Linked DNA regions of Homo sapiens: region 2 is linked to region 1. Evidence: chromatin loops called from intact Hi-C (ENCODE). Cell type or tissue: gastrocnemius medialis. All regions are shown on one strand. Each heading gives the region's core, and the rest is flanking DNA. Links, peaks and the distances in the headings are about the cores only. Region 1 has its middle 380 kb from the start of LINC01091. Region 2 has its middle 5.5 kb from the start of SPRY1.

The links. Peaks named below come from ENCODE experiments on the same cell type or tissue, not always from the same donor. Only the 100,000 strongest peaks of a DNase experiment are listed, where the experiment ranks them.
Region 2: it touches region 1 in a loop (2.2-fold over the local background); 3 of 110 quality-filtered maps call a loop at or near these places.

What each region holds. Positions count from the first base shown.
Region 1 is chr4:124,029,133-124,032,062 of GRCh38, reverse strand. No RefSeq gene overlaps it. Among named protein-coding and RNA genes, the nearest start is that of LINC01091, 380 kb to the right of the region's middle. In gastrocnemius medialis, for the core only: no CTCF peak of the experiment used is centred there; a DNase peak (open chromatin) is centred at 1,602; H3K27ac peaks cover 2,030 bases.
Region 2 is chr4:123,389,808-123,392,737 of GRCh38, reverse strand. No RefSeq gene overlaps it. Among named protein-coding and RNA genes, the nearest start is that of SPRY1, 5.5 kb to the left of the region's middle. In gastrocnemius medialis, for the core only: a CTCF peak has its summit at 1,696 (motif pointing left); no DNase peak of the experiment used is centred there.

The sequences.
Region 1 (2,930 bases), core at 334-2,833:
CTAGATTATAACTTCATGCTTTATTTTTCTAACTAAAAAAATACTCTTCTTTCCTCTTCTCACAAAGGTTCAAGAGGGCCCACTCTAACAGTGTGTTTTCATAAGAAGCCCCTCCAATTCCTACCATTCCCATGGTATTTTTAGGTTAGCTGTAACCTGAGGCCTGTCATATAAAGAGGGAAAAAAGTCTAGTCCATGATAGTTTACCCAAATGAACAATCAAGAAACCTGTGCCATTTCTCATTTCAATCCAAATGTTTGGCACCATAAAAACACAGACATAATCTTAGAATAGGTGACATAACTATCCCCCAAAAAACCCTTTCCAATCTCTGTTAATGAAGAGTAAATGAAAAAAGATGCTTAGGAAATTTTTACTGTTTCTCTGTGTCTGACTTTCTCTGACAAATATTTATAATGTGCTCAGTTTTAAGACAATAACCAAAATATTGCTAATTTTGACTCAACACTATAGATATGTTTCTATGATGTAGAAATTGTTTCATTTCCTTCTTGTTTAAACTTTTTATATAAACCTATTTTTAACGAATTTTTCTCTAGTTGATACTGTTTTTTTAAAAAAATCTCCTATGTGCCTCAAAATATGTTAAGCATTGTGATGACATTAAAATCTAGTTGTGGGTCAAATAAGCTACATCCTAAATAAAAATCACCTGAAAATAGTATAAAATACACATAATCTAGTCAGAATACACAGGAACTTGAAAAGGGAAAGATCTTGCTAGAAGTTAAAAAGAACACTTTTTATTGAATAATCCTAATAAGTCTCATTATTATGTTCCCCACACAGCATGTGACACTTGGTAAGTGTTCAAAAAATATTTATTGAATGAGTAAAGCAGTTTGGGGATGGGATAATATGATCTACATAATATATCATATATACTGGAACTTGAATATAAGGATTATATGATAAGGCATTTTATCACCCACAGATATATGGGGATTGCTTTCTGCTGATAAAGACAATAGATTCCAGACCAATATCAGAGACATTTTCTAGGACCATTCTGATGACAAATCCTGGCCAATCAGAAGGACTAATGAGCATGAGCACAGGATTTCAGAAGTTCAAACAATGTCTCAGATTAATGTCCTGTCTTAGGATCCCTGAAGAATTTTAAGGGTGACACAGATGGACTGATTCAAGAGCAGAAAAAAAGCAGCATGTCTGTCATTCAGTATATAAAGTTCCGTGACATTACAACAATATATATTTCTCAACTTTTTTTTTCTTTTTAACACATTCTTCTCTCTTTTTCTTTCCTATCCTGTTGTCATATTTTTCCCCACCACCCCCCATTTCACTTACACAGGTAAAACCAGTATTCAAAATTCTAGAATTTGAAAACAACTTCTCTGACAGTAAAGTGAATGCTACTTAGAAAAGTATAATCAAGGCTTTTTTGTTCTGGCCTAACTGAAGATAAGAAAAACATTCCATGCAGTAAAACTAGTTTTGTCGGCTCAAAGTTTGGGGAATGACATTTATCCAAAGGCCAAATGTCCCATCTTCAGAGCAGAGGCATCATACAGCTATGGCCTCATCACAGAACGCAGACCATCTGGAAAAGTGGCCACTCACCACACCCTTTAGGCCTTCCCTGACAGAGAGAGAGCACGTGTAATGCTGGATTGCTGTTTCACAGCTGCTGGCTCCAGATATTCCCCAATGGAATTCTTTAATTAGTTAGCTCTCTCTAGCCTATTCCCCATGGAGGATGAAACAAACAAACAAAAAAGATGCAAAAGGCTAGCACCTGCAGCCTTCCTGTGCTAAGACTGAATAGAACATAGGCACTGAGAGAGTCCTCTAAGCAAATGAGGGTGAAATAATGCAGCCAGGAAGCTTAACAGAGTCTGCCAATAGGAAGAGTTTCCAGTGGCTTAAGTGTTTGGACAGTTAAATTATGACTGAGGAAATATTAGAATAAAATGTGTATTTAATTCCCACTGCAGGGTTGACCTGACACACCAAAAACTGTCTTGTGTTGAGGAGAGCAGAGTAGAAGTAATTCTATCAGGTCAGTTTGGGTAATTTTCATTTTCTCTTTGAACAATTATCTTCAGAGAAGTGACTTGCTCTACCATAATTAAACTGAACTTAAATTCCCTATAATCCCAGCACTTTGAGAGGCCAAGGTAGGCAGATCACCTGAGGTCAGGAGTTCAAGACCAGCCTGGCCAACATGGCAAAACCCCGTCTCTACTAAATACACAAAATCAGCCAGGTGTGGTGGCACACACCTGTAATCCCAGCTACTTGGGAGGCTGAGGCAGGAGAATCGCTTGAACCAGGAAGGCAGAGGTTGCGGTGAGCCGAGATCACACCACTGCACTCTGCCCTGGGTGACAGAGGAAGACTCCGTCTCAAAAAAAAAAAAAATTGTGATTGAACATTAGATTTATCTTTATTTTCAACAAATTATCCACTTGAGGCCAGGAGTTTGAGACCAGCCTGGGCAACATAGCGAGACCCATCCTTGCAAAAAATTTAAAAATTATCCAAACATCCTGATGTTCACTGTGGTTCCAGCTACTCAGGAGGCTGAGGTGGGAGGATCACTTGAGCCTGAGAGGTTGGGGCTGCAGTGAGCTGAGGTCATGCTACTGCACTCCAGCCTGGGTGACACAGTGAGACCCTGTTTAAAAAAATACACACACACACACAAACACATATACATATATATACCTAATCTCCATTAGTAGTAGTAGTAGTAGTAGTAGTAGAAAATTTTTAAAATTTCTGTTATAGGATGTCAGAAAATATTCATTATGACATTAATTTCATTATTTAACAATATAGGTTTATAGCCAACTATGTTTAATAAATAGCACAATTTTTTAAATGAGAAATATTTAAAGAGTATAAAAATAATTTCATAGAATATTAAAATATACATATACAC
Region 2 (2,930 bases), core at 136-2,635, 640 kb after region 1:
CTAAAAATACAAAAATGAGCCGGGCATGGTGGTAAGTGCCTGTAATCCCAGCTACTCTGGAGCCTGAGGCAGGAGAATTGTTTGAACCCGTGAGGCAGAGGTTGCAGTGAGGAGAGATCGCACCACTGCACTCCAGTCTAGGCGACAGAGCAAGACTCCATCTCAAAAAAAAAAAAAAAAAAAAAAAAAAAAGAAAAAGAAAAAAAAAAGAAAAAGAAAAGAAAACATAAAAAACTTCCCAAAAGAGTTTTTTTAAAAATATGTTTGCCAGGTGCGGTGGCTCACGTCTGTAATCCCAGCACTTTGGGAGGCTGAGGCGGGCGGATCACGAGGTCAGGAAATCGAGACCATCCTGGCTAACACGGTGAAACCCCGGTCTCTACTAAAAAAATACAAAAAAATTAGCCGGGCGTGGTGGCGGGCGCTTGTAGTCCCAGCTACTCGGGAGGCTGAGGCAGGAGAATGGCGTGAACCCAGGAGCCGGAGCTTGCGGTGAGCCGAGATCGCCCCACTGCACTCCAGCCTGGGCGCAGAGCGAGACTCTGCCTCAAAAAAATAAAAAATTTAAAAAAGTTTATACTTAGAGTTTCCCTTGATTTGTAATTTTCTTGTCACATTTCTAATAACTCCATTTATATAAACATTTCAAGTGGTCTATAATAATTGATAGGATACATGTATTGAAGACCTGAGTTCTGACGATATTATCCTTGTATATCATGGTCTATAACTTTAGCTTATGTGTCATATTTAATCATAATGCCCCTATGTCCAGTATTATAACTAGGAAAATAGCATGGTATTATGAAAAGAGTACCAGATATAGGATCAGATGATATGAAGTCCCAACTTTGCCACTTTCTAGCTAGGTAACCTTCACTTAATTTCTCTGAACCTGCTTTCTCATCAATAACCTGAAGTTAATAAAAATACTTGCTCTTCCCAAATCCTAGTGCTACTGAATGACTCATTATATATGCAAGGACTTTATAAGCTTTAAAGTTCTGTACAAATTATTAGTTATCATTGCCTCAATCACATTGTATGATGAGGAAATGTTTAAGGCCCCCTTTTTCTAGGTTCTTCACCCCAAATAATGATTTTATTTGCCTTATAACTGTTTTGAGGCAATTCTATTTTACTTTTGTTTTTCTGAGCCTGAGAACTCTGATTTTAATAATAGTATTGCTGTATGTGTGCATGAGGGGGATTTTGGACCAGCTATCTGCTAATAATTTGAGATTACACACCTGCTGAGCCCTGCTCACCTTATCATTTATCTGGAATTTTCAATCATTAATATTGTACTTCTAGTTAAGATAGAGATCATTATAAATAGTAAAAATCCCTTCTATAAAATTTGTAAACTCTTTGTGATCATTGAGTAAAAAAAGCAAATGCATATTTTAAAAAGTGATTGAATAACATTTATAAAAGTTGAAAATAAATAGAAAAGTAAAAAAACAGAATCCTACATATTTTCAAAAGGTATATTTACTGCTGCCTTTTTTATAATCTCTTAGAATGTTAGTTTTGATGCTCCATAAATACGGTAAGTTTAATAGCAATAGTTTCCATTACTTACCAATGTATTATATGAATCAGTGTTCTTGTATTAACTTAAAAAATTGATAGCACAGATATATTTCATATAGCCAGTGCATTTAACCTCACACACAAAAAAACCTGTGAAGCGCCACCTATTGTTAAAAATAAGTCATTTCAAATTTCAAACAAAAAATGTACTTGAGTCTAGGAACTGGGTTTTCACAGTGATCACCGCTTTACATTAGTTTCTTTTTTCTTTTGCAATACTGCCATATGGTTTAGAATAAGCTTTTAATAAAACTGCAAAAAAATTCATAATATATATTGGCTACTTTTTGAGGAATCTAAAGACATGAAAAGGCTTTATCTGTCTATAGGAAGTTACAGTATTGATGGAGAAGATAAAGTAGTGGGGACATTGAGTTTTAGCTAATATATAAGAATTAATATATCGATAAAGGTGTTTGCCCTCTTGAAGTAGTTACTTAGAAAAGGTACTTATTCCAATAATACTACAACTGTACAAATCTCTCTTTATATTCATATTGTATAATTGTATGTATATTGTGTAATTGTAAATATATATTTACAATACGAGTCCTTGTAAATATTCCTTGTATTGTTAATATCATCTGGGCTTACATCACATTCTCTCGAAATATCTCAATATTGTATATCAATATTGTATATGGGATATTGTATATATGGTAAATAATCTCAATATTGGAAAATGTCTCCCTTTTCAAAATGGATTTGGATTTTTCTAACACATAAATCAATAGAAGCCATGTGTATGGAGTAAGATGAGTGCTCAGGCTGAGTTAAAGTCTGGGAAGAAAAACAAAGCATCAATTTACATTTTTACATATATTAAATAAGACAACCAGCCTCCTAGAGGAAGACACAAAAGAAAGAGGACAGTGAGTAACAGGGGAAATTGTAAGCAGCTGAGAATAACAGGAATGTCTTCTACTTTGGCTTGTTTCCTTCACTGGCTATGTTACTTTCACAAATCTCTTTCCCTCCCGAATCCCAAATGGTCACCTGTGAAGTGGCTACACTACACAGAATTAGGTTTGGAGATCAAACCTAATTCAGTTTTTTAATTCATACTCTCAATAATTTATGCATTTGTTTAATAAATATTTACTAAGCACCTACATCATGCCAAGGAAGATGAATGCATTATGAACAAGACAGAAAAAGCCCCTGTCCTCATTCCTTATGAGAGTTCACATGTAGGAGGAAGAGACAGGCAATAAACAAACTAATATTTTGTGACAGTAATGGTAAGTACTGCCATGAGAAAATGAAGCTTGGCTGGAGTGATAGGGGTTGAGAGGTGATGACTGCTTTAGCGAGGGTGGCCAAGAAGGGTCTCT